Regions from separate parts of the Mus musculus genome. Here regions 2, 3, 4 and 5 are each linked to region 1. The links are chromatin loops, found by intact Hi-C in ENCODE. Cell type or tissue: heart. All regions are shown on one strand. Region 1 holds the start of Exd1 (exonuclease 3'-5' domain containing 1). Region 2 holds the start of H3f3c (H3 histone, family 3C). Region 3 holds the start of Rtf1 (RTF1, Paf1/RNA polymerase II complex component). Region 4 overlaps Inafm2 (InaF motif containing 2). Region 5 holds the start of Ino80 (INO80 complex subunit).

What was found. A loop is a pair of places that touch in the nucleus more often than their neighbours do. Peaks named below come from ENCODE experiments on the same cell type or tissue, not always from the same donor. Only the 100,000 strongest peaks of a DNase experiment are listed, where the experiment ranks them.
Region 2: it touches region 1 in a loop (2.4-fold over the local background); 11 of 42 quality-filtered maps call a loop at or near these places.
Region 3: it touches region 1 in a loop (8-fold over the local background); 11 of 42 quality-filtered maps call a loop at or near these places.
Region 4: a loop joins it to region 1, with 7 times the contacts of the local background. A loop is called at or near these places in 2 of 42 quality-filtered maps.
Region 5: a loop joins it to region 1, with 4 times the contacts of the local background. A loop is called at or near these places in 9 of 42 quality-filtered maps.

What each region holds. Positions count from the first base shown.
Region 1 is chr2:119,544,843-119,549,842 of GRCm38, reverse strand. It overlaps Exd1 (exonuclease 3'-5' domain containing 1), which reads left to right and starts at 2,216. Exons shown (of 13, transcript NM_172857.2): 1 at 2,216-2,836; 2 at 2,961-3,054. Chp1 (calcineurin-like EF hand protein 1) reads right to left here and starts at 2,136. Exons shown (of 7, transcript NM_019769.3): 1 at 1,926-2,136. The coding sequence starts at 1,992. In heart, a CTCF peak has its summit at 2,724; DNase peaks (open chromatin) are centred at 2,192 and 2,772; H3K4me3 peaks cover 2,020 bases; H3K27ac peaks cover 1,712 bases.
Region 2 is chr2:119,663,518-119,668,517 of GRCm38, reverse strand. H3f3c (H3 histone, family 3C) reads left to right here and starts at 2,366. Exons shown (of 1, transcript NM_001370931.1): 1 at 2,366-3,402. The coding sequence starts at 2,482. The coding sequence ends at 2,892. In heart, a CTCF peak has its summit at 2,567 (motif pointing left); no DNase peak of the experiment used is centred here; H3K4me3 peaks cover 32 bases.
Region 3 is chr2:119,672,064-119,677,063 of GRCm38, reverse strand. Rtf1 (RTF1, Paf1/RNA polymerase II complex component) reads right to left here and starts at 1,996. Exons shown (of 18, transcript NM_030112.2): 1 at 1,784-1,996. The coding sequence starts at 1,996. In heart, no CTCF peak of the experiment used is centred here; a DNase peak (open chromatin) is centred at 2,143; H3K4me3 peaks cover 2,498 bases; H3K27ac peaks cover 1,782 bases.
Region 4 is chr2:118,747,030-118,752,029 of GRCm38, reverse strand. Inafm2 (InaF motif containing 2) reads right to left here. Exons shown (of 1, transcript NM_001301269.1): 1 at 3,220-5,000. Among named protein-coding and RNA genes, the nearest start is that of Inafm2, 3.8 kb to the right of the region's middle. In heart, a CTCF peak has its summit at 2,562; DNase peaks (open chromatin) are centred at 1,379, 2,319 and 4,579; H3K4me3 peaks cover 1,347 bases; H3K27ac peaks cover 1,864 bases.
Region 5 is chr2:119,473,606-119,478,605 of GRCm38, reverse strand. It overlaps Ino80 (INO80 complex subunit), which reads left to right and starts at 919. Exons shown (of 36, transcript NM_026574.4): 1 at 919-1,227. In heart, a CTCF peak has its summit at 1,914; DNase peaks (open chromatin) are centred at 625 and 1,445; H3K4me3 peaks cover 3,024 bases; H3K27ac peaks cover 2,059 bases.

The DNA.
Region 1 (5,000 bases):
GTCTAGCATAGTATTAAACAGGCACTGGGAAAACTCACTTTTTGTTTCATTAGGTTTTCCCAATCAATATATACAGTGGTTTTGCTGGGAATTTAGGGTATCTTTGTCATATTTGAGTTACTGTTGGGTAACCAGGATAATAGTTCTTACATGATCACTTAGGTTTGTCCATGAGTCACAAGGAAAAACAACTCAGTCCTACACCCAGGACTAATGAAATTGGAATGACATCACTGTCCCATTCATTCTGAAAAGAAAACAGCTTTTCCTCAATTAAGCATGGTGGCTCATACTTATATTCCCAGCACTTGGGGGGGCTGAAGCAAGAGGACTGTCATGAGTTTGAAACCAGCCTGGGCTATGTAGTGAATTTTTCTGTTTGTCTTGTTTTGTGTTGTATTTTGTTTTTCATGACAGAGTTTCCCTCTGTAGCCCTAGCTATCTTGGAGCCTGTTATGTAGATCAGGCTGATCTCAAATTCTGCTCCCTTTGGAGTGTTGGGATTAAAGGTATGGACACCACCAGGCCCAGTTTATGTAGTGAATTCTAAGCAAGTCTGGGCTACAAGGTAAGATCTTGTATCAAAAAACAAAAGAAAACAAAACAATAGCTTGCTCCATACTCACTATACTTCCCCATGACGTGACTCTGGGCTTTAAACATAATCAGAGAGAAGTCATTACATTTACAAGTAGGGTCAGAGGTAAAAGCTTGCTAAATCCAACTGTGTGCATTTTTACTCATGGAATCCTTAAGCGTGACTGGCCAAACTCTATAAAAAGCTAAGTATTCTCTGTCATTCACTCAAAATTGGCCACATATTAGTAAGGGATTAAAAGCAAAGCAACCTGACAGGGGGTGGGGCTAGACCACATCTCTTTCAACCTGAATACTCTAGAAAGTTTAACTTGTCAGACAGCCAGAACAACTTGTCATTTACCCAAGGACTCATTCCTGGAGAATTCCGTAGTTCCCTGTACTCCTTGGCACGATCTGCCACTGGGTTATTTGCTCACATTATCATCAAAGACAGGTACCATGAAGACATGGCTTACGAAAATCAAAGAGAGCCGCAAAGGATCACTGAGAAAGCATTGTAGCCATACAATTGTATCATACACTACCAAGGGCCTTTCAAAGGTATGGAGGTGTTTTCTGTGCTTCTCAATTCCCAAAGCCCTGTTGCTCCTTTGTTCAGGTTAACAAGGAAGAAACTAGAGTATGTATGTTTCTGGTACAAATTCACAGATTTTGGAGTACATCCAATTTCAATATCAATTGCATAAAGTACAGCAACACAGCAGATATCAATATATATAAAAATAGGACAAATGTCTTCACTGTGTCTTTAAACCTTGACCACTATACCCGTGGCTTTTCTCCAACGATTCAGATTTAAAAGCCTCACTCGGGTTTTTGGACTCTTGATTGCTTAGAGGTCTTCAGTTCCTGGTCACAAGCCTTTCTCTATGATCTTCTTTGTTGAGTTTTTCCCTGTGTGTGATTTTAGTAGTTTTAGCTCTTGCTCAGAAACCTCATTAGGATGTATAACGTTTTCTCCAGGAACCATTCACATTTCCTGGATTTGCTTCTACTTTATCTACTGTTCAGGATGCTTCTGTAGGAGGAACCATAAGGAAGAAAATTCGCGGACCTTCACGGGCAAGAGTGGAGTGGTGGTGTCTGTGCTCGAGATTCCGGGCTTTTGAGCAAGACAGCACCGGAGGAACCACATCCCGGCTCCAAGAAGCTACAGATGAACGTACAGGTATTCTAGCCTTCGGTTACCCAAAGCACCGGAGGCTGCATGGGACCATCCCAACAAAGTCACCGCACCCCAGATCAAGCCCTCAGCGACGACCGCTGTCAGTACTGAGGCCAGCCGAAGGCGCCGGGCCGCCTTCCCACCCCCAACCCGAACTCACAGCCAGTCTCCTTCTTGATCTCCTCGAGCTCTTCGTCCCGCAATAACGTGGAGGCCCGAGACCCCATCACCGTGACGGGAGCTCCTCCGGGAGCGGCAGCGCCAGAAGCAGCAGCGGCAGAAGGGAAGGAGGGAGGGAAGGGCCAGGGGTCAAGAAGGGAGAGGGCACTGTTTCTCTTGCGGCCCGGGGAGAGAAACAAGGGGTGGAGCGCGGGGGAGGGCGGCCCGACACCAGCCAATCGGGAGCGAGGCCGCGCCCTGCGCAGGCGCTAACGTCAAAGCTTGGCTCTCGAGCCCGGAATGAATCAGCCCGGAGGCTGCGGGAGTCCGAAGGGAAGCAGGCCCCGCCCCGCGGAACCAGGGCAGCCGCCGGACTTAAAGCGGCGATACCGCTGTGGCGCTAGGGACTGCACTTAAAAGGGCAGTGCGGTCTCGCCACTGTGTTCGAACAAACCAGAGGCAAACTCACTAGGGTAGCCAGCAGGTTTTTCACAGGACTCAGGTACCAGGAGTCCCACCCTACAGGTGACGGAGACTCAGGAGAGAAACCAAACCCACGAAACGAGGGACAAAACCCTAAGGTGGATCCCCAGAGTAGTGCAGTGCACTCTTTCTTGCTCGCTCTCCATCTCTCTGTATCTCTCTATCTCTTTTTCTCCCTCCTTTCTCCTCTCCTCTCCTCTCACTCTCACTCCCCTGGTCCTAAGAATAGGGAGTCCACAGCCACTGTGGCCCAGCACGCCTAGAGACTGCATCTTTCCTGCGCTCCTCCCCCCGGCCGCAGGGGGCGCTGAGAGCCGCCTGGGGTTTGCATGGCTCCTGGCAGCATCTTTTCTGCTCTCTCTACCCCGGCCGCAGGGGGCGCTGGGAATGGGCTCGAGGCTGCGCGCTGATTGGCTCCTCCGGAAAGAGGCAAGTAATTCACCCGGAGGGCGAGGGCGTGGTCGGCTCTGCGGCTTCAGTGGCTGGCGTTGAGAACTTTTTTGCGTCAAAGCTGTGCCGGGATAACTCCCAGAATTTTTTTTTTTTTTAACAGTAGTCCCTCGTTAGTTTAAGGAACTCACCATTTGACTAGAATTAAGGTCGGAATTTCTCAAACTCCTTTGCTGTGGGGACAGAGGACCCTGAAGGTGAGAAAGATTGTGACCGAGCACGGTTTATTTATTTGGATTTTTTCTTGTCTTAAAAATTAGGATTTTTAAGCCTGGCCAAGACTAGTCAGGGCTTTTCTGGAAAAGAGAATCATTTCTCCACTTCTAGAAAGGGTTTTACAGGCTCAGGCTGTCCTGAGCATAAACTCCTAATTCTCCCATGAGTGGCAAATCTTTAAACAGGATTTCCCAATATTGCCTAGGCTGGGCTCAACTTGCATCTTTCCTGCTTTCACCTAACAACTGCTGGCTTACGGTTTAAAAATCCGAATTTTTTTTCTTTTTGGTTTTTCGAGACAGGGTTTCTCTGTGTAGCCCTGGCTGATCTGGAACTCAGTATGTACATCAGGCTGGTCTTTAAGTTAACAGAGATCCACCTGCCTCTGCCTTCCAAGAGCTGGGATCAAAGCCAGGTGCATTTTATTCTTCTGGTATTTTGTTTGTGCTGATGAAAAAGCTGAAAGCTGCATGTTAGTGTACACCCTCTCAAGTGAAGCCTTAGTTTTCCTGTAGCTTCACGAGTCTGATCCCTTCACTCCTTGGTTTAGAACCAGCTTACTACCTAGATATCGTAGCACCTTTCTCAACTCACCTTAGACTACTAGCTTCAAAGTTACTCGGGCTGAGTCCTGCAAGGCCTCCCTGCCCACTAAATTTCTAGTCTGACTCAGTTGTTTTCCTAATTATCCCTGGTTAACTTACCCATTGAGATCATAACTGTGGTATGGAAATCTTGAGGTCAGATGTATACATAATCCCATTCTCAGTTGGCCTGGAAGCTCATCTCTTCATCCTGACCTTTTTTTCCTTCCTAATTTTTATTTATTTATTTTAAAGATTTATTTATTTATTATATGTAAGTACACTGCAGCTGTCTTCAGACACTCAGAAGAGGGCGTCAAATCTCATTCTAGATGGTTGTGAACCACCATGTAGTTGCTGGAATTTGAACACAGGGCCTTCGGAAGAACAGTCAGTGCTCTTAACCGCTGAGCCATCTCTCCAGTACCCCCTTCCTAATTTTTAATCTGTCTTTAGGGCTATATTCAATTAAACCCTCTGTTAGACCTGGTACCTGATAATCTATAATTGCAGCACTGAGGACGCAAAGGCAGAAGTTACCTTTTGAATTTCAAGGCCAACATGATCTAGATAGGGCATTCCAGACCAGCCAGGGCTACTTGCGGAAACCCTGTCTAAATATAAACAGTAGCAAAAAATTCTTTGCTATGCATGTTCTTTTTTCCTGATTTGTTGTAACCTTTAAGAATAGTATTTGTGTGTTCAAGTGAGAGGTAGGGGTGTGTGTGTGTGTGTGAGATATTCTCACCAGTGGAGGTTAGAAGAGGGCATCCGATCCCCTGCAGCTGGAGTTAGAGGGCTTGAGCCACCAAGTGTGGGTGCTAGAAAATACCAAACTTAGGTCCCCTGGAAGAGCAGAAAGCAACCCTAACTGCTGGGTTAACCATTTAGCCTATCTTTAACTTACTTCCCAAGCATTTCACTTTGAATTCATTTTCAATTTTGGAAATTCTAGCCTGACAGATGTGAGTCTACCTAAGTCACAGAACTGTCGAAATGGCTCCGTGTAAGAGGGATTTGCTGCTCAAGCATGAAACCTGAAGTCAGATCCCAGCACCCACTTAGAAAGCTGGGCATGGCTGCACACAGACCTGTAACCCTAGTACTGTGCAGAGTAGTTGGCCCAGTCTTGACTCCAACCTTGTCTCAAAGGCATGGAAGGGAGTGAAAGAACTCTGTTGTTTGCTTAGCTGTATACTGGCTTCTGGATGCTGCAAGAATCCTACCTTAAAGTATATAGATATAGCAGGGGGCGTGTTTCACTGAGGGAAATGCTTGCCTCGCGTTCCCAAGACCCCAGGAATCCTTCACTGGAAAAGAACTATAAAGTGTATGTTACTTCC
Region 2 (5,000 bases), 120 kb before region 1:
TCAAACCACCACAGAGTCCTTCTAGAGACAGAGTCTCTAAGGTGGACTGAAGCTTTCTCTTTAGTCCACTGTCTTAGTTAGGGTCTTACTGCTGTGAACAGACACCATGAACAAGGCAACTCTTATAGAACAACATTTAATTGGGGCTGGTTTACAGGTTCAGAGGTGCAGTCCATTATCATCAAGGTGGGAACATGGCAGCATTTAGGTATGGTGCAGGTGGAGCTGAGAGTTCTACATCTTCATCTGAAGGGTGCTAGCAGAATACTGGCTTCCAGGCAACTAGGATAAGGGTCTTAAAACCCACACCCACAGTGACACAGCTACTCCAACAAGGCCACACCTACTCCAACAGGGCCACACCTTCTAATAGTGCCACTCTCTGGACTGAGCATATACAAACCATCACATTATACTCACTGGCCCACATAGGCTTGTTTAAACATATGAGTCTTTGAGGACCATACCTAAATATAGTATAATGCAAAATACATTTAGTTCAACTTCAAAAGTCTCCATAATCTATAGCAATCTCAACAATGTTAAAAGTCCAAAGTCGCCAGGCATGGTGGCACATGCCTTTAATCCCAGCACTCGGGAGGCAGAAGCAGGTGGATTTCTGAGTTCAAGACCAGCCTGGTCTACAAAGTGAGTTCCAGGACAGCCAGAGCTATACAGAGAAACCCTGTCTCGAAAAACCATTTTAAAAGGTCCAAAGTCTCTTCTGAGATTCATACAATCACTCATCTGTAATCTCCAAAGCAAGACAGGAAGTCTTCAGCTTGGCAAAGTCCAAATTCTGCATCGTCTTCAGGTCTCCAACTCCTTTTCTTTTCTTTTTTCTTTCTTTTATATTTATTTATTTCATGTATATGAGTACACTGTTGCTGTCTTCGGACACACCAGGAGAGGGCATCCAATTCCCATTACAATGGTTATGAGCCACCATGTGGTTGCTGGAAATTGAACTCAGGACCTCTGAAAGAGCAATCAGTGCTCTTAACCACTGAGCCATCTCTCCACCCCCAACTCCTTTTTCATCTTTGGTAATTGCAACAAACTTCTTTCAGCTGGGTTGGTTCCACTCCCTGTCATCAACTTTCCTCAACAGGAAGTCCATGACTCTGGCATCTCAAATATCTTTGAGTCTCCAAAGCACCTTCAATGTTATAGCTTCTTTTTCAATGTCTGGGATCCACACATGATCTTCTGGGTTCCTTCAAAGGGCATCACTTCTCCAGCTCTGCCTCTGTAGCACTCTAAGCTCAGGTTGATTCACTCCACTGCCACTGCAGTTCTTGGTGATCACGGTACTGGAATCTCTAATACACTGGATCTTCTGCTGAAGATAGGCTTCACCAATAGCCTCTCATAGACTCTCTTCATGTTGCCAAGCCTCAAATCCTTTGCATGAACCCTTCAGTTCAGAACTGCAACTGAGGCTGCACCTTTACCATTGGCCTTTCATGGCCTCTCACAGTGCCAAGCCTCAGCTGCTATTTATGACCCCTTCATGTGTTCAAACCAGTATCACTTGGGTGACTCTTACACATTACCAATTACAGCTACAGCACAAGGTACATCCAGGGGTTCTCTATACAGCCCTGGCTATCCTGGAACTCATTCTGTAGTCCAGTCTGGCTTCGAACTCCAAAATCCGCCTGCGTCTGCCTCCCAAGTGCTGGGAGGAAAGGCATGCTCCACTACTGCCTGGCTGTTGGTCTTTTTTTTTTTTTTTTTTGGCCGGGGGGTTGGGGGTGTGTGTCAAGACAGGGTTTCTCTGTATAGCTCTGGCTGTCCTGGACTCACTTTGTAGACCAGGCTGGCCTCAAACTGAGAAATCCACCTACCACTGCCTCCCAAGTGCTGGGATTAAAGGTGTGTGCCACCATGCCTGGCATTGGGGAAGTTTTTATCTATCATAATAATTTTGTAAATGAAAGTAAATCATTGGTTTCCCCGGGTATAAAGTCATGTTAGTGTCCCCATCTCAAAGGATGGTTTCTTATTCATTACTCTTGCTTAAGATCTTGGTCTAGGCTACCAGGAACATGTAAATAAGACAAGGAATGAGAGAAAACAAAACAGATAGATTGTCATGGGAACTATGGCTCAATAATTTTTTTCCGATGAAGAGTTCCACAACCAGTTCCAGGAGGCCTCCCCTTTTGAGGTCAGTCACCTCAGTCTGTAGAACTTGTCACACAGATCCTACTGGAGGTGCTGTGGCATAAATGATCAATGTTTATTTGTTGACTCAAGTGACTTGTGTCTGGATTTTGTTGTGGTCAATATTTCTAGCAAGTGTTACTCCAGTTAGGACCTTGGGATTTGGTATAAGGATATCTTTAAGAAGAGCATTTCAGAATTGTGTTCGCAGCCTTCGCCGCGCCGCCGCCGCTCTCCAACGCCAGCGCCGCCTCTCCCTTGCCGAGCTCCAGCCGAAGGAGAAGGGGGGGTAAGTAAGGAGGTGTCCATACCATGGCTCTTACAAAGCAGACTGCCCGCAAATCCACCGGTGGTAAAGCACCCAGGAAACAACTGGCTACAAAAGCCACTCGCAAGAGTGCGCCCTCTACTGGAGGGGTGAAGAAACCTCATCGTTACAGGCCTGGCACTGTGGCACTCCGTGAAATCAGACGCTATCAGAAGTCCACTGAACTTCTGATCCGCAAGCTCCCCTTTCAGCGTCTGGTGCGAGAAATTGCTCAGGACTTCAAAACAGATCTGCGCTTCCAGAGTGCAGCTATTGGTGCTTTGCAGGAGGCAAGTGAGGCCTATCTGGTTGGCCTTTTTGAAGATACCAATCTGTGTGCTATCCATGCCAAACGTGTAACAATTATGCCAAAAGATATCCAGCTAGCACGCCGCATACGCGGAGAACGTGCTTAAGAGTCCACTATGAGGGGAAACATTTCATTCTCAAAAAAATTTTTTTCCTCTTCTTCCTGTTATCAGTAGTTCTGAATATTAGATATTTTTTCCATGGGGTCAAAGGTACCTAAGTATATGATTGCGAGTGGAAACATAGGGGACAGAATCAGGTATTGGCGTTTCTCCATGTTCATTTGTGTGTGAATTTTTAATATAAATGCAAGATGTAAAGCATTAATGGAAGCAAAATGTTTCAGTGAACACATTTCAAGAGTTCAACTTTATAACAATTATAAATAAACCTGTTAAAATTTTCTGGACAATGCCAGCATTTGGATTTTTTAAAAATAAGTAAATTTCTTATTGACAGCAACTAAATGGTGTTTGTAGCATTTTTATCACACAGTAGATTCCATCCATTCACTATACTTTTCTAACTGAGTTGTCCTACATACAAGTACATGTTTTTAATGTTGTCAGTCTTGTGTGCTGTTCCTGTAAGTTTGCTATTAAAATACATTAAACTATTAAAAAAAGAAGAAGAAGAGCATTTCAAGCTGGGCATGGTGACACACGCCATTAATCCCAGCACTCAGGAGGCAGAGGCAGGTGGAATTCTGAGTTCAAGGCCAGCCTGGTCTACAAAGTGAGTCCCAGGACAGCCAGAGCTATACAGAGAAATCCTGTCTCAAAACAAAACAAAACAAAACAAAACAAAAAAAAAAACAAAAAAAAACAACAAAAAAAAAACAAACCAAAAAAAAAAACCCTAAGTATTTCAAGCTAACTTGTAATCTTGTATAGATTATAGCATGTAATCTATAAAAGACTTCAGTGGTCAGCTAACTTTCATGAAGCACAGCAGGCAAACAAATGGAGAAACTTCTGAGACATGGGTCTCCTTGAGGATAAGCGAAGCGTACCTCTGTACTCAGAGCCATTAGGACTGCTGCGGCAGGGGGAGGTACTCTACCATCAATCCTTATAACCTGAGTTCAAGCTTTTGAACACACTCTATGATTCCCCTAAGCAATCAATCCTAAAAATTAAAATACAATGATATTAGGTTTTTAAAATTTCTGGGTCACAACTTGTGCCCTGAGACATGTCCAGCCACCCATCCTCAATAAGCCATATTCCTTCCTAGAGTTGGCAGGCTCCTTTCACACAGGTTACAGCAGGGGAAAAGCAAGCCCAAGACATAGGCTACTTAACCATGTCTCCTTGACGCCTACCACCGAAGGAATAGCAGAGTTGCATCTCCCTGTCTCTGTAGTACCTAACTGAGTTAAGGTTAGGTTCTCTAAACCATTGAGTTCTCTCTCCACTGCAATGGTCACAGTTCCTCTATTTAGCAATAATATGATAACATTGTTCAACAAACAAAGCCGAACAACAAAACCAATCCTGAACAGAAACTGCACCAATGATTGAAAAGAACCCCAAATTGCTCAAAAGAGTCCAAAGATAAACAGGAAAGCAAAACCCGATGCATACGGATGAGAGAAACGTACTAAAGGTCCTATTTTTCTCAAGAATCCACAACAAAGCCCCAAGTTGATTTTCTGCTTCACCAAGTAGAGGTAAAAAGCAGCTGATGAGGGTTCGAAAGATGGGTCCGTGATTAAGAACACTTTCAGGGTTTGGTTCTCCGCATTCACATGGTGCCTACAATTTTAAGTTCATAGGTTCTGATACCTTCAGGCCCCCGAGGGAACAAAGTACACATGTTGCACTTACATATGTGCAGGAACCAGCCTAACAAAAATAAAGATACTCTAAAGAGACATTTTGTGTCTCTCAATCTATCAGATTATTTCAATAACGAACCTCAAAGAAATGGGAGCTTCCCAAGGAATCTTAAGTAGGAAAAGGAAAAAGCAAAAACCAACCAACCAACCAACCCCCCAAATTGTCTCTGGGAAACAGATTTTCACAGTTCTTATAAGAAAAATTAGGCGAAGAGACAGACTCAAAAGGCTGAGACTGTTTTATTGGAAGAGTGAGGGGCCTCAACCTTTCTATGGGATGAAAGTTGAACGTGATTAGAGGGACTGTGGTGCTCCCCCCCGCCCTCTCTCTCACACACACACATACACACACACACACACACCTTTATACCTATA
Region 3 (5,000 bases), 130 kb before region 1:
TGTAAATGTAAAGTGGAAAAAATAAGGTCAACTGACCATGACTTGAAAATGTGACAATGTAAATTGAGCACTTCACATCTACACTCCACAGACCAGCAAACAGAGGGGAGGGGGTACGATAGAGACTCTAATGTTTCTACCAGTCTAAAAACTTATCAACAAAACTTTTATAGATAGCAAGACATATTTTAGTAGATTTTTAGGAGTCTTTCAATGAACATGCCTTCAATTTATTCACTTAATTCCTATCCCTATACAGGGGTCCCTGTCCTTAGTCCTTCTACTAGCCCCATTACTTTCCTACTTCCCTGCCACCTTTTTAAAGGTATCCATTACTTTCTCTCTTTCTTTCTCTCTCTTTTTTATTCCTTTCTTAAGGCAGGTGTGGTGACCCATGTCTGTAACCCCCTGTACTTAAGAGGACAAGGTAGGAGAACTGGTTTAATTCAATGATAGACCAGGCTATAGTTTGAGATCCTGTGTCAAAAGGTAATGTGTGTGTGCGCATCTTGTTCTTTAAACCTTACAAGTTCTTCCCTCATAAGAGCCCTCCCTTTTCTTTCTTTTGTTTTTGAGGTGTTTGTTTGAGACAGGGTTTCTCTGTCCTGGACTCATTTTGTAGACCAGGCAAGCCCTCCCTTTTCAAGTCCTAATTAAACCTGAGACCTCTAGTCTATTACTAAGGACTCCCAAGAAGCCTTTTATACAAATACTTTGTAGTTTATACCAACATTTTTTATTATAAACATTTGTTTTATGCAACTGTCCAATTCAATACATGAGGCTGATATTATATGTCCATTTTACAGTGGAAACCAAAGGTAAATGGCTAGAAAGAAATTAGGAATCAGAATTACAGATTCTGAGTTTAGTACTCAATCTACTCCATTTATAAAGCTTCCTACCCTTCCTTTATGTCATTTACTCATGAAACATGGAGGAAATCATCTCCTGATACCATCAGAGTACTACTACACAAACAGCTTCCTCCCTGCAGTGTTTTTTTAAAGTACAGAAGCAATGCCGGGTACTCCAAGACGCTAAAGCCACAAGTTACTTTCAGTACTTCTCAGATCTTCAAGTGAAAAAGAATTCTATGCTGCTGCATAAAAGAGGCTGAGCGCTTGGAACACAGTCTCTCTCTGCTGCCCTACAATTCAAACTTCCAGTTATCTGCCCTCTCTCCTCCTCCAAAGAGTTTTTTGTCAGACATCCCAACGAGAACCCATTTCGACCGTAAATGATCATAGTCTCCCCCCCACCCCAAGCACCACGAAAGCTCTTCGGGACATGTATGGGTGTCTCTCCTATGTCCACATGCCTGGTCTGAAAAACTTCACCTTCCAGAGTCCACACCTTCTAGACAAATTTTCCCTCCCACCGCCCCATGCTCACCCTTGCACCTCCTCCAAAATCTCTCAGCCATTGGGGTTGGCGGGCGATACTTCCTATCTCGCCCAGCCCGAATCTCCCTGCCTGCAGTCATGACGTCCCGATCCGGCCCAAGCAGACAGCGGCCCCCTTCAGTACCCCAAACCCCGAGGCCCATCAGCCCAATTCCCTGCCCCGCCTCCCGGCCCAAGGCGCCAAGTCCTCGGGGCTCTGTCTCCAGGCCTGGCCCGGGCTCCAAGGGCCTAAGATTCAGCGGGGAGACAGGAAGGGACTACAGTAGCGGGACGGACACCAGGCTGGCCGGGCGCTCGGGCCGGGCGACTCCCAGCTCCCGTGGCCAGGACTGAGCCCTCCCGCTCTGCCGGCCCGCGCCTCCGCGGCCTGCCCTCACCTGATCCAGGTTCTCGTCACTGCCGCTGTCTTCCGTATCCGAGTCGATCACGACACGGCCTTTCCGCTTCTTTACCATGGTGGTCCCCCGGCTTCCACGCCGGACGCCGCCCTGACTCCCCTCTTGCCCGCCTGCCAGTGGGACCGCCACTGCCGCCGCCGCCACCGCCGCCGCCACCGCCGCCGCTCGACCCACACAAAGGCGACCGCGCATGCGCGCTCCGCTCCGCCCCTAGCCCCGCCCCCCGCCTGGCGCACGCCGTTCGCCGGCGCCTGGCGCCCCGCCCCGCCCCACCTCCGACGCAGCGCGAGGGGCGGAGCCACGCGCCCGAGGGTTCCGGACCAACGCTCCCTGATCTAGCTGTCCGGAAGCTTCTGCAGTGTTGGAGTTGTAGGCTGCCCAGGAGTTCCCTACTTGAAGCGAATTTGAGCCTCCGGACCAGGGTCCACTCTGAGGAAACTCATCCATCTCCAGCCCTGGAATGCGGCCTCAGGGACCACCCGCATAGTCGACAGCCCCTGGAAATTGCTGAGAGCTTGGGTGGAGGAGCCAGAGTCCGCCTGCCTGGGCTGTTATTAGTGACAGCCTAAATGCGACCCAAAAACTAGGGAAGACTATTCCAGCGATAATCGGAGAACTCAGATTCATTGTAGGGAAGGACCAGGTGTCGGGGTGTGGGATGAGCAGAGAGGTGGCCCGGGAAGAAAGCAGTAATTTAATGAGCTATGCTAAGTAGTTTCAAACTCGCTTGAGTGTCCTGGGTCTTTGGTAAGGAACGACAGTGACTTCAACACTGGAAGAGAATGAGAATAGAGAAATAGATGGGTTCTGAATTATTTGCTAGTTGGGGCGCAGAGGAGGCAGAGGTTTCAGATTCTGATTTAGGAAGATGAGTGTGAGCTTTGTCAAGAAAATATGACAGAGGTTTGGAAGGGAAGAGGGCTGTATAGGAAATGTTTTATGTCGTTGAATTTGAAGTCATCTGACAAAAAGGTCAACGCTGGGAATGCATTTTTATATATTATTTATGTGCAGCAGGGTTTATATTAGGGAGTATTAACAGTTACAATTTGAAGTTGTTCTCAAGTCTTAGAACGCACTGGTTCACTCATTCTGATAGACAACTTTAGAATTCAAATCTTTCTCGACTAAGTTGATGAGGTCTTGCTTTCTTACTATCCCACTTTGACTCTCTAAGTTATTTTTCTCAGCTCAACTACAGTACACATCACATCCCTTGCCAGGTGTGGTAATTATAAACCCATATTTTTAGATACTTGGAAGGTTAAGACAGGAAGAACATAAGGAACACAAGTTCAAGGCCTGCCTAAGTCTGCATAATGAGTCCAAGGCTAAGACCCTGTCTTAGTCGATCAATCAATATATAAATAAATACCAGGCAATGGTGGCCCATGCCTTTAATCTCAGGACTTGAAAGGCAGAGGTGGGCAGATCTCTGCATTCCAGGCCAGCCTGTCTACAAATCAAGTTTCAGAACAGCAAGAGCTGTTGTACGTAGAAATCCTGTCTTGAAATGCAAGAGGAGGAAGAAGAAGGTGAAGGAGGAGGAGGAATAAGAAGAAATAAAGTATTGGATATAGCTCAGTAGTAGTGCTTACAAGCATATGTAAGGCTCTAGGTTTAATATTCATCATTAAAAGCAACAATAGCCGGGTAGTGGTGGCACATGCCTGTAATCCCAGCACTTGGGAGGCAAAGCCAGCTGGTCTACAGAGTGAGTTCCAAGACAGCCAGGGCTACACAGAGAAACCTTGTCTCAGAAAACCAAAGGAAAAAAAAAAAGCAATAACAAATGTTCATGCCTCAAAATAGTAACAGCCCCAGAAGAACTCATCAGTCTGAGGCAGAAGAATAACATATTAACAGTCGCTTAGACTACATAGCAAAACCCAGTCATTTGTGTGTAATGTGTGTATATATAATATATATGTATACCTAATATAATACCATCCATAGAGAGAAAACACTCTCTGCTATTAGCTACTTGAAGAGATGTTTAGAATTACATTGATGGAAACAAACTAAATAAGACCCAGGTACCATTTTACTCCAGAAGAGTTTTACCTAACAGAAAATACTAGACATCTGCTCCCCAGCAAATTCTCACATGAAGTCCATGGCCAAGATTATCTAAAAGGACCACAGAAACTCCTGAGTTTCTAGGCACCCTTAAGTCTGATGCCTCTGGTAAGGACCTTTTAAATGTATCATCTACCACAGGATTGTTGAAAAGAAAGCTATAATATATTCAATGAACTTTAAAGATTACCTTTGCGTAAAATCTGTTGATTATTAAACCATCTCCAGAGGATCCTCAAAGAATTCATGGACAAGTTACTCCTTATAAAAAACAACCAATGTCTACATTGGTGAAATAACTGTTCTCTCTCAATCCCTTCTTGAATGCTTTCCAAAATGCTTGTTGAAAGTTTCCAATCAGCAAAATGAGGATAATTGAGTGTGCTCCTCTGCCTCTCAGTCTTTGAGTTCTTAGAAATTTTAAATGAGTCACTACATAAAAGGGTATCCAGAGTACTTTCTGAAAAAGCCAACACTGTGTACATGTCACTTATAATTGTTGCACTTTGGGGATAGCCAGGCAAAGTGATGCAGACTGATAATCCTAGCACTTAGGAAGTGGAGGCAGAAAGATCAGGAGTTCCAGGTCAGCCTCAGCTATATAGTAACTTCAAGACCATCCTTGGCTAGATGAAACCCTATCTCAAAGAACAAACAACCTACTGGAAACCAAATAAGGACCAGCAGGATGACTCCTTGAGTAAAGGTGTTTGCCATGAAAACCTGATATGAATTTGATCCCTAGATCCCATCCAAAGTGGAAGAAGAGAATTGATTCCCAAAGTTGTTTTCTTAACTCCAAATAGGAGCTCTGGCACACATGTATACACACACACACACACACACACACACACACACACACACAATTTTAAATGAACACTTCAGGCATGGTGGCTTAGGGAGCAGGTAGACAATGAGTTTAAGGTAGCCTGATCTTCATACTGAGTACCAGAAACAAAGTGAAAAACTGTTTTTATTTAAGACTATTCCAGAGGTCAAAAGGAGTATGTGTGTGTGTGTGTGTGTGTGTGTGTGTGTGTCTGCTCGATGTAGCCAACTTCAGACGCACCAGTAGAGGGTGTCAGATCTCATTACAGGTGGTTGTGAGCCACCATGT
Region 4 (5,000 bases), 800 kb after region 1:
AGTGCTGATGCTGCTGGTCTGGGAGTCAGCGTCCTGTTTACTGGCTTTCCCGCCACACTTCTCCCCATACATCATTTCCCCCAAATGGTTACATATTTCCTTGAGAATATATTATCTCATATTTATTCCCAAGGCCTTAAAGCCTTATCACATCGATCTATTACCTCCGCTCACTCTCATGACATGCCACGCAGTCAGCAGGACAGGAGGCCGAGCTTTTACCAATGCCACCGATGAGTTGTCAGGTTTCTTACCTTACGCGCAGGGTCCCTTCTAAGAACATTCTGTCTCCACACCTAGGTCCTAATGCATGGGACGACTACGGCTCAGTGATGGGCTCCTGTAACTTTTTAAAACATATACTTTATTTTGTATGTGTATGTCTGCACACTGTTTATGACTGGTGCCTGTGGAGGCCACAAGAGAGGGGGACTCCTTGGTAGTTAGCCACCATGTGGGTGCTGGGTATTGAACCTGGGTCTTCTGGGAGAGCAGCAAGTGCTCTGAGCCATCTCTACAGCCCTGCTTCTGTAACATGGCACTGCCCAGGAGGCCCCTAAGGGGACAGGTGGACTCTTGGACACAAGAAAGAAAAGCTCATTACCAGCTAGGAGCTCTTAGGGAGAGAAGAGATAGTTAAAAGGAAACCATTTTTGATTAACACAATTGGGTTGGGTTTTTTTTATTGTTGTTTTTTTGTTTTTTGTTTTTGACAAGTTTGTTTTGAGAGTTTTGAAGTCCATTTGGCTCAATAAATACCAAATTAATGGTAACGGTTTGTAGAAAATATTCCTGAGGATATTAAACGGGATCTTGCTGCTAGTATAACTGATGGCTAAAATTAGGAAAATGCGGCTGTTTAGGCAATCACACATGGCAGCCACGGGCACAAAGTGTGTGGTGATTTCCTGGTCTCCTTCTTGTAGCTTAGCCAAGGCTTCAGAACTGTCTAGGACCACAAGAACTGGTTTAGAACAGTAAAGGAGCTTATGACTGACCAGGTGTCTCACGAGTGCGAGGGAGCACTGAGCGCTGGGTTTGTTGTGACTGTGGACATCTTAATAGAGTCAGGGTGTGTGGCAAAGACAGGCTTTGTTTGTTTATTTTTTGATGAGCTATTGGAAGGAACAAAAAAATCGTAACACGGGCTCTTCGCGGCAGAAAACCACAGGCTATGTTTGTGAGGGAAACAGATGTGACCAAAAGACTGTCAACAGTGCAGCTATTTTTGTAGCTCCACATTAGTGCTGGGGCAGACAGGACAATGAATGGGTCGAAAGCCTATGCTGCTCCCACATGGATGCCAGCCATAGACTTCTGGTTCCCAGATAAAACCTGAGGGCCAAACCCAGGCCTGTCAACACGTAAGGAAGAAACCGTTCAGCTGGGTCAGTTTGGCTATCGTTTCAGCTAGCTTATGGGCTGTGTTCCACACAGGTTCTCTGAGTGGGCTGTGACAGGGACACCGTGATGGCAGGTCAGTTACTTCCAGCACGCTGCCCACCCAGGTGAGCAGCGGACTCTGAGGGCCCAGTGCTTTGTGCCAGGCACTGAGTTGGCGCTGGTCATGAGAAATGAGCAAAGCCACGGCACTTCTTTCCTCCCCAGAGGGAGGCCAATTAAACAGTACAGCTGTGGCCCTTTGGTTACTGAATTGCAATTCCAGAAATACCTCCATTTTCTGCAGACAGGAAAGTGAGGGCAGTCATTACCCTTTTAAATAGCTGCAGTGGCCCTAAAGCCACCAACCTTTCAGCCTCCTTAGAGCAGCATGTAGGAACAAGTCCATGTTCTGCCTTCAGCATTTCAAACCAGGATATAAATACTTGACTACAGAACACACCAGTGTAGAATTCCCCAGTGAAAACTGAAAAACAAGGTAGACGCAAGAGCTCCCCGCCCCGTGGTACCATACTATGTAGAACTATACAGCTGTCAGTGGGGAAATACAGCTTTAGAGGAGCACTTCTTGTACCTGATCATCCATGGGGGAGAGGAAGACACAAGCTTAACCAAAGGGCTCCCCGGCCCTATACCTTCAAAACTTCATTCTTTTTTTCCCTTTGAGTTCCGGTTGCTAGAGAATGAATAGTGCTAACTCAGTATAAGCAAACACCTAGGGTCGTCCCAGTGCAGAGCGGTGAGAGGGAGAGATAAACAATCCCCTTTGTACAGACCTTCCAGGCTTAAAAACATGGACAGTTCTGCTCCTTCCCTCCCGACATTTGCAAAGAAAGCTGTTCCGACGCCTGTTCCCGTCCCATCGGGCCCTGTTCTAATCAGCAGGCAGGCTCTCTGTGTACCTACTGCTGTCTTTGGCCAGTGGGGTAAGCTGTGTGCAGCTGTACAAGCCACATGTCCCCATCTGCAGAAAGGAGGGGCTGTATCCAAAAGCCAACAAACTCACTCTCCTGCACTGCTGTACCAAGCTCTCTTACAGAAAGCCTTTGTGTAGGCTGAAGAGGGAAATAAAGGAAGGCGGGACTTTTTCCTTGCCTCCCTGCAGACTACAAGGTGAGGTAAAAGCACAGTGGCTACCCCCTAACTGCTCTGCAGAAGTGCAGGCCACAGGGGGCTCCACCAACACTGGCTTCTCGTTCGGGATTTGTACTGGGCTCCATTGTCTGCTAATGAGCTGAGCTCAATTTCGTACCATGTATTTTACAGCATAACGAATCCCTTATATTTATGCTTTTCACCCACAGATCTTGTTTTGTTTGCTTTAAGGGTAGAAAAAGCCCTTACCTTTGAAGCAACCTACACCTCTCAGCAGCTTGGCTCCAGGGGTGCTAGGCTCTGATCAGGCAGTGCAGCCCAATGGCTTGTCTGTTCCAGTGTCAGTACTTCCTGAGTTAGCAAAAGGCCAACAGTTTAAGGTGAGAGGGTGATGCCAGCAGACAGCTGTGTCTTCACCTCAGACAGCTAAATGTTTGTGACTAAAACTCAATATTCGCACTTACTAGTCCTTAAGGTATCCGCTTGAGGGTCTGTAGAGTAGAACTTTTATTGGCAAAAGCTGACATCATTTTCCGACCAGGGGCCTCCCTGACTAAGACGGATCCTGCCACCCCTCTCTAATCTCTTCAGTGGCAGGCACTGAGAACAGCAAGGCGATTGCCTTTTCTTCCTGAACCTATTCATCACAGCGTCCTTGCACCTGAGACCACCTCTGCTCCTACTTCCCCAAGTCAGTAAGAGAAATGACCAACTTACACAGGCTTAGGCAGAGTTCTTAGAATGTATTTCTGTTCACCTGAAAAATAAAACTTTTAAAAAATATACAGGACTTTTAAAGTACAGGTATATCTTGAATGGCTGAATTATAAATAATGTCTCTGGTCATGTTCACAGCTAGGGCTGGAGAAAATGTCCCGATTCCAGTGAAGGCTTATAGAGTCAGGAGGCCAGCTGGACCACGAGTGGTCTTGCTGAACTCTTTGATCCAAAGTGGATTTAAACAGTCCATAAAGCAGGGTCAGGAGGGGAAGAGGAGTGGACTCCCAGACACTCTCCCACGAGTCCAGAGGGTTCTTGGAATAAGAGATCAATTTACAAATTATTAAAATATAGGACTAAAAATTCACACCATAAATATAAATGACAGGCTATCATTGAAGATACAAAGTGGCATTTTATGTTTCTTCCCCCCAGTCTCTCATCAAAAATTTAAAAAGTCCCCATGGGCCTCCTAATGACTTAAGTCCTCATCAGCTGTGAAGAACTCTCCAAGCCCAGACACCTTGGGTGTTAGCAGCCTGCTGGGAGGCTGCCAGCTTAGTTGCTATTTTCTTGCCCAGGTCAGGACATGGCTTAAATCAAGACTATTGTCCTGTAAACCTGAATCAGAGCTGACTACAAGGTAGGCCAGAAAAGTGGATAGACAGTTTCAGGACTAAGGTATACAAGTTTCCTATTTTGTTTCTCTTTTAAATTGCTTATTTCCCAAAAAGGAAACACTAAGGGGTTTGATCGCTGTCACTACCCACACTCAACTGCCTAACAGCAAGTGGCAGGGGGAAATGGAATCCAAACTGAAGAATAATTCCTGCTGCCCCGAGAGTGTGTGTGCGCGTGTGTGAGACCACCTCTAGAAAATCGTTGGCTGCATTTAAGTGGAAGCTTATAAGGAATGAGAAAGATGAGCTGCCAGTTCAATCTTCCAAGAGCTGGTCTCTTCACTGGCTAGCCAGGCACACTCCTGAACTTGAATTCTACCTTCTGCTCTTTCTCACCCTATAAAGCAACTCAGAACCACATCAAAGCTCTGGTTTTGCAACTGATTTGGTTCTAACGGCAAGCTGCTGTGTTAGGCTCAAAAACTAGGAAATGCAAACACGAGTAAGACAAGATCTAGAAGGGCAAGAAATGAAATAAGACAAGATCTGGAACCGGTAAGATAGTTGAGGAGCCGGAAAAGGAATGAGAGAAAACACTTGCCAATCACTGTACTTAAAAAGGCTTGCTCTTCCTAAAGGAATTCTGTGAGGGAAGGGACTGATCTAAACACAGCAGCTCTACTCTTTCTTGCCATCGCCCCTGGCATGGATCCAGAGACTCAGGCTACAACAGGAAGCCACTTTGGTGGGAGCACTAGGATGAGAACCGGAGGGGGTCAGCACATTCCCCACCCTCCCTAAACAGTCTCTATTGCTAAGGTTTTTCCACGGCCATGGTAGGGGTCTAAGAATGATTATACTCTTGTGCAAGAACGTCAGGAACTTATCTTTCTGAAACAGGAAGGGAACAGGTGAAAGAGTGGGTGATGGAAAAGAAAAAAAAAAAAAAGCTTGTGTTTGTGCCCTTCTGGCTAAGTGCAGTTTGAAGGCCAGCAAATAGCCCTTGCTGGACCCCACCATTCAGTAGCTACCCAGGCTGTGGGGAGATACATAGAGTTCTATGTGATTATAGCGTCTAGTGCATATGTCAACAACTATATACAGGGATCTATAAATTAAACGCATGTCTGGCCACTGCAACTAGGTTGACGTACCTGAGCTCCG
Region 5 (5,000 bases), 71 kb after region 1:
AGGCACAGTACAGGCAAAACAGATAATATTAAACAAGCGATTCTTGCAGAAAACGAAAGGGTGAAGTCCAACAATTCTATATACGTCTTGGAAACGAGTGGATTAAGTGCAGAAGACTGCATGATGGCGCACACTGTAACCTCAGTCCTCGGGAGGCTGAGGCAGGAGACATCCCCCGAGCTTGACGCTAGCTAGCCTGGGCTATTAACCAAACCCAGACAAAATAACCATGAAACAACCGCCCCGCCCCGCCCCGCCCGCCCCAGCTCTGCGGTTGCTCGAGTGTGGGCAGGGCGACTCACCCCACTGGGGAAATGGAAAGTGCATGGAAGGTGAAAGCGCCTTCGTGCCAACGGTCTCGGGCCGAAGGGGGACAGTGTCGTCAGGAAGACGACCAGGAGACGTCTCCAAGTTGGCTCTTACAAGGATCCATCCCCGCCCGAGCTGGCCTCGGGGTAGGCCAGCACTACCTGGAGAAAACTTCCAGCGACAACGCCAAGCAGTCCCTCCCACCTGCAGGACCAAAATGAGTCCCTGGTTTTTGGGCGGTTTCCATTGACGTTACTTCCGGAAAAGTAACCTTTCTGTGGCAGTTGCAGGGCCGCTGAGCTCTCGCGACATCTCCTCCCGCGAGATCTGCTTGCTCACTCTAGCGATGACATCCTCCTCCTCCTCCCCGTCGCCTTTCGGCAATCTTCGCCAGTCCCAGCCCCGACCAATCTGCACTCAGATAGTATAGATGAGGGTCTCCCCCAGAACCCCGGTCCGCGCGGGGCGTCGGGCGGCGGCAGCGGGGTACAAGCTGCACGAGGCCGCCCGTAGCGGCACGGTCGGCGGACACGGGCTAGCGACTAGCAGTGGGCGTGGGCGGGGCAGGGCTAAGCCGGCCGAGTACCTGCTCGATTGTTCTGGCCTGGCTATGGCGCCTCTCCTCCCCCCCGCCATGGCTCCCCGTGTCCCTGCTCCGCTCCTCTCAGTGAGTGAAAGTGGCCGCCGCCGCCGCCGGCCCAGCGCCCGCAGCCGCCTCAGCGCCGCCGCCATCTTGGGGTCCCAGGAGCCGCCGAGGGAGCGAGCTAGGAGCGTTCCCGTCCAACGCAGTCACCGTCCCTCGGCCTCCGAGAGCGAAGCGCGGCTCCACAGTCGGCGGGGCGACCCCCCCCTCCGGACCCCGCCCGCCCCCCGCCCCCCCTCCGCCGCCGCCGCGGCGGCGGGGCCCCTCGGCCCGAGGTGAGGTTGAGAAGACGTGGGCGGGTGGACGGAGGGGGTGTCGTGTAGGCCCCTGTGCGCCCCTCTCTGCGGGCGACGACTGGGCCGCTTCTTAAAGGGGCCGTCGCCCCCGGCCCTGGGGTTTGTTGGGGTTAGAGAGGATGGGTGTGGACACTCCCCATAGGGTTGGGACCTCAGAGACCTGGGCCTCGGCTCTCCTGTCGTGTATCTCTGGCTCTCCGGGGTTATGGGTGACCTCGGCCACCCGAGGAAGCCCGTGGAGCACCCACACGTGGGGAGTGTTAGGCCAGGTGCACGTGGGACCCGGTGGGGCGGTGTCGCTCTAACACGTGTGTGGGTTTGGGAGTGGGGAGGGGCAGGGCGGAGGCTTGTCGGGCTGGACCAGGAACCGGACGAGGGTTCTACCTGTCAATTCAAACGAATGAGATCTATGGACTGGATAGAGTATCAGTTTAATGGGGAGCGAGCCACGGTTACGGGCGAATGATGCAAGTTGCTAGTTGGTGTTAGACGGGGACAGGCTAACACGTGCACAGACTTAGAAATGTGTCTGTGACAGCACTTCTGGGTTTTCGAGGCGTTTGCAGTGCGTCTCAGCAAGTGTCATCTTACTTTGACAATTCCTTCTTGAGCTTGCTGATGAAAAGTACTACTTCCGTAATCACGGAGGATGGAAGCCCCCTACAGTTTAGAAGTTGGATATTGCCGAAGAAGGCGTTTAACTATTTTAGTTCAGAACCAACTGTGCTCAGGACTCTTTGATTTACATTCTTGTACTTCTTAGGACTCGGGAAGGAATTTGGAGGTTGAACTCCTTAAAACATCGCTGATGATCAGCTTAGTTTTCCCAGTTAGTGATCCATGATTTACATCCCTAATTTTCACTGTGGGTTATTGATGCTTCCTTTCTTCCGGTCGTGTCTTTTTTTTTTTTTTTTTTTTTCTTTTTCCTGTTTGTTTTTTGTTTTTGGCCTGGATGGCCGGGAACTTGATATCCTCCTGCCTTAGCGTCCATGGTGCTAAGATTATAACTGCACTTCCATCTCTGGCTTTTTTTTTTTTCCCCCGAAGGAGTAACATCTTTATCAGATATGATTGCAGCTCAAGTGAATCAGGCACAGTTCAGAAAATTTCAGTATTTGCAGACTGTACACCTATCACCACCATTTAACATTGACTTTAAAAGAAGGTCTAGAAGTTTCTTAAACGTCACTTTTTCCTCTTCCCACAACATTTGGTAACAATCTATTTTCTGTCTTAGATTTTTTTTTTTAAATGAGACAGGGTCTCATAATGTAGGTCTGGATGTCCTGCAATTGACTATGTGGAGTGGGTTGCCCTGCAGCTTACAGAGATCAGTCTGCCTAAGCTTCCTGAGTGCTGGGGTTAAAGGTGTGCAACCCTGCCCAGCAGATGTGCTATGCTTGACATTTCTGACTTACCTAAAGGCATGCTCAAATATGTACCCACATTTTACCAGCTGCTTTCATGTAACATGTTTGAGATTTATGTATGATATAGCATGTAAACTTTGTTGCTTTTCTTTTATTGCTGTTACTTTTTTAAAAAACATTTTGTTTTATGTATGTGAGCCTGAGTATATGATGTACTTATATGTATGCTGGAGCCCATGGGGGCCAGTTAGAAGAAAGCATCAGGTCCCTTGGAACTGGAGTTACAGGTGGTTGTGAGCCACTATGTGGGTGCTAGGGACCTAACCTTGGTCTTATGAGAGAGCAGTAAGCGCTCGTTAATGCTGAAATGTCTCAGCTCACCATTCTGGTTTTTTATGAGCCAGGGTAGTTTTGAATTCATAATTCTCTTGTCTCTGCCTCCTATTAAAGTATGGGATAATAAAGGTATGGGCTATCTGGTTTTCTTTTATGCTAGAAATTAACAAGCACCATCATTGTATAAAATAACCATTTGAGATTGTTGATTTGGTGGTTCTTTGCATAGGCTTTCGCATCTTTGTACTTATCCAACTTTGGGTCTAAAAACCTTCAAAACTTTTCAAAAAGCAGAACTTGAATTTGCTTTGGACCCAGCACTCTGATGAACAGGCTAATGAAGTGGTGTGTAGGCAAACTATGTTGAGGGCTGCCTCAGCTGCTCACAAGTCCTACTCTCCCTTGCACTGGTCTGAGCACTATTCACTTTACATCTGTCTCTTTTGTGCTGTGTCCTTAGGTCTGTGGTAGTTATAACTTCTGAACAGAAACTCCCACACCACCCCCATTTTACTATTCCCTAAACAACTACTCTCATCATGCTTATCTAGTGTCACATTTAAGCATAACCTAATGGTGACTTAACCTATGTGGAGGTGTGTGGATTATGTCAAACAGTGCATCGTTTGAGAGAGCAGCACTGGAACCAACCTCCAGGGTACTGAATAATCACTATGTACTCATGAGTGACATTTTGGAATTACGTATAGGACCATGTCTTTGCCACATAGCCCAGGAATATAGTAGTTCATACCTCGAGCATTTGTATAAGCCCACTGTATGTTTACATGACAACAGAAATAGCTCAGAGCTCAAGGTCACATTTCTCAAGAGTGTATCTTTGTCAGTAAATGATGTGTGTGCCTAGTAAAATCTGCTTATCTTCTTGAGTAGGGGAGGGGTAAGATAGGGTAACATAATGTTGTAGCCCAAGGTGACTTGGAACTTACTGTATGAACCACGGCATCCTCAGATTTTCTGCAGTCCCAGCTTTGAGCCACCTTGCCTGGTATCTGTCTGTATTCTAAAATGAATTTTGTTTTTAAGGGATTAAATTTGATTGTTTTAGTTTACTGTGTTCTTTCCTTTATATCAGTGGCTCTCAAACTTGTTAGTGCTTCAACCCGTTAGTTAATATGGATGGGTCTTTATGTTGAAGTGACCCCAATCAAAGTTATTTTCTTTTTATATGTTTTATCTATTTTTTTAATGTATGAGTACATTGTAGCTATCTTCAGAAACCCCAGGAGAAGATCAGATTCCATTACAGATGGTTGTGAGCCACCATGTGGTTGCTGGGAATTGAACTCAGGACCTCTGGAAGAGCAATTGGTGCTCTTAATCACTGAGCCATGTCTCCAGCCCCATAAAGTTATTTTCATTGCTACTTCATAACTGTAGTTTTGCTACTGTTATGAATTGTAATTTAAATATCTGTTTTCTGATTGCTTTAGGCAACCCCTGTGATGGGAGGGGTCAGACCCACAGAATGAGGACTATTGCTTTACAACTTGAAGAAAAGATTTCAAACCAAGTTAAATAAAAATACACACACACACACACACACACACACTTACTTTTATTTAGTATGTGTATGTATATGTACATAACATATCACAAGTGTGGAAGTCAAAGGAAAATTTGCACAACTTGTGGGAGTCTTCTTTATTTTCCTACCATGTGGGTTCCTGAGGGTTTGGAGGCAAGTTTCTTTGCCCCTGTAACCATGTTCCAGTTTTCAAACCAGTTTTGGACATAGTCTTTTTTTTTTTTTTTTTTTTTGATAGGGAATGTGAGTAGAAAAAAATTTCTCTGACTGGACTGGTGTGTGCCTCAGTGATAGAAGACATATTCAGGGCCTTGAATTTGATCCCTAGCACCACCCTCTGCCAAAATAATAATAATAATAATAATAACAACAACCACAACCCAAAACACTGGCAGTGCCTGCTTATAATTTGAATAGATAGGAGCCCAAAGCTAAGAGAATGAAAAGTTTTTTTCTTTTTTTTGAGACAGGGTTTCTCTGCTTAGCCCTGGCTA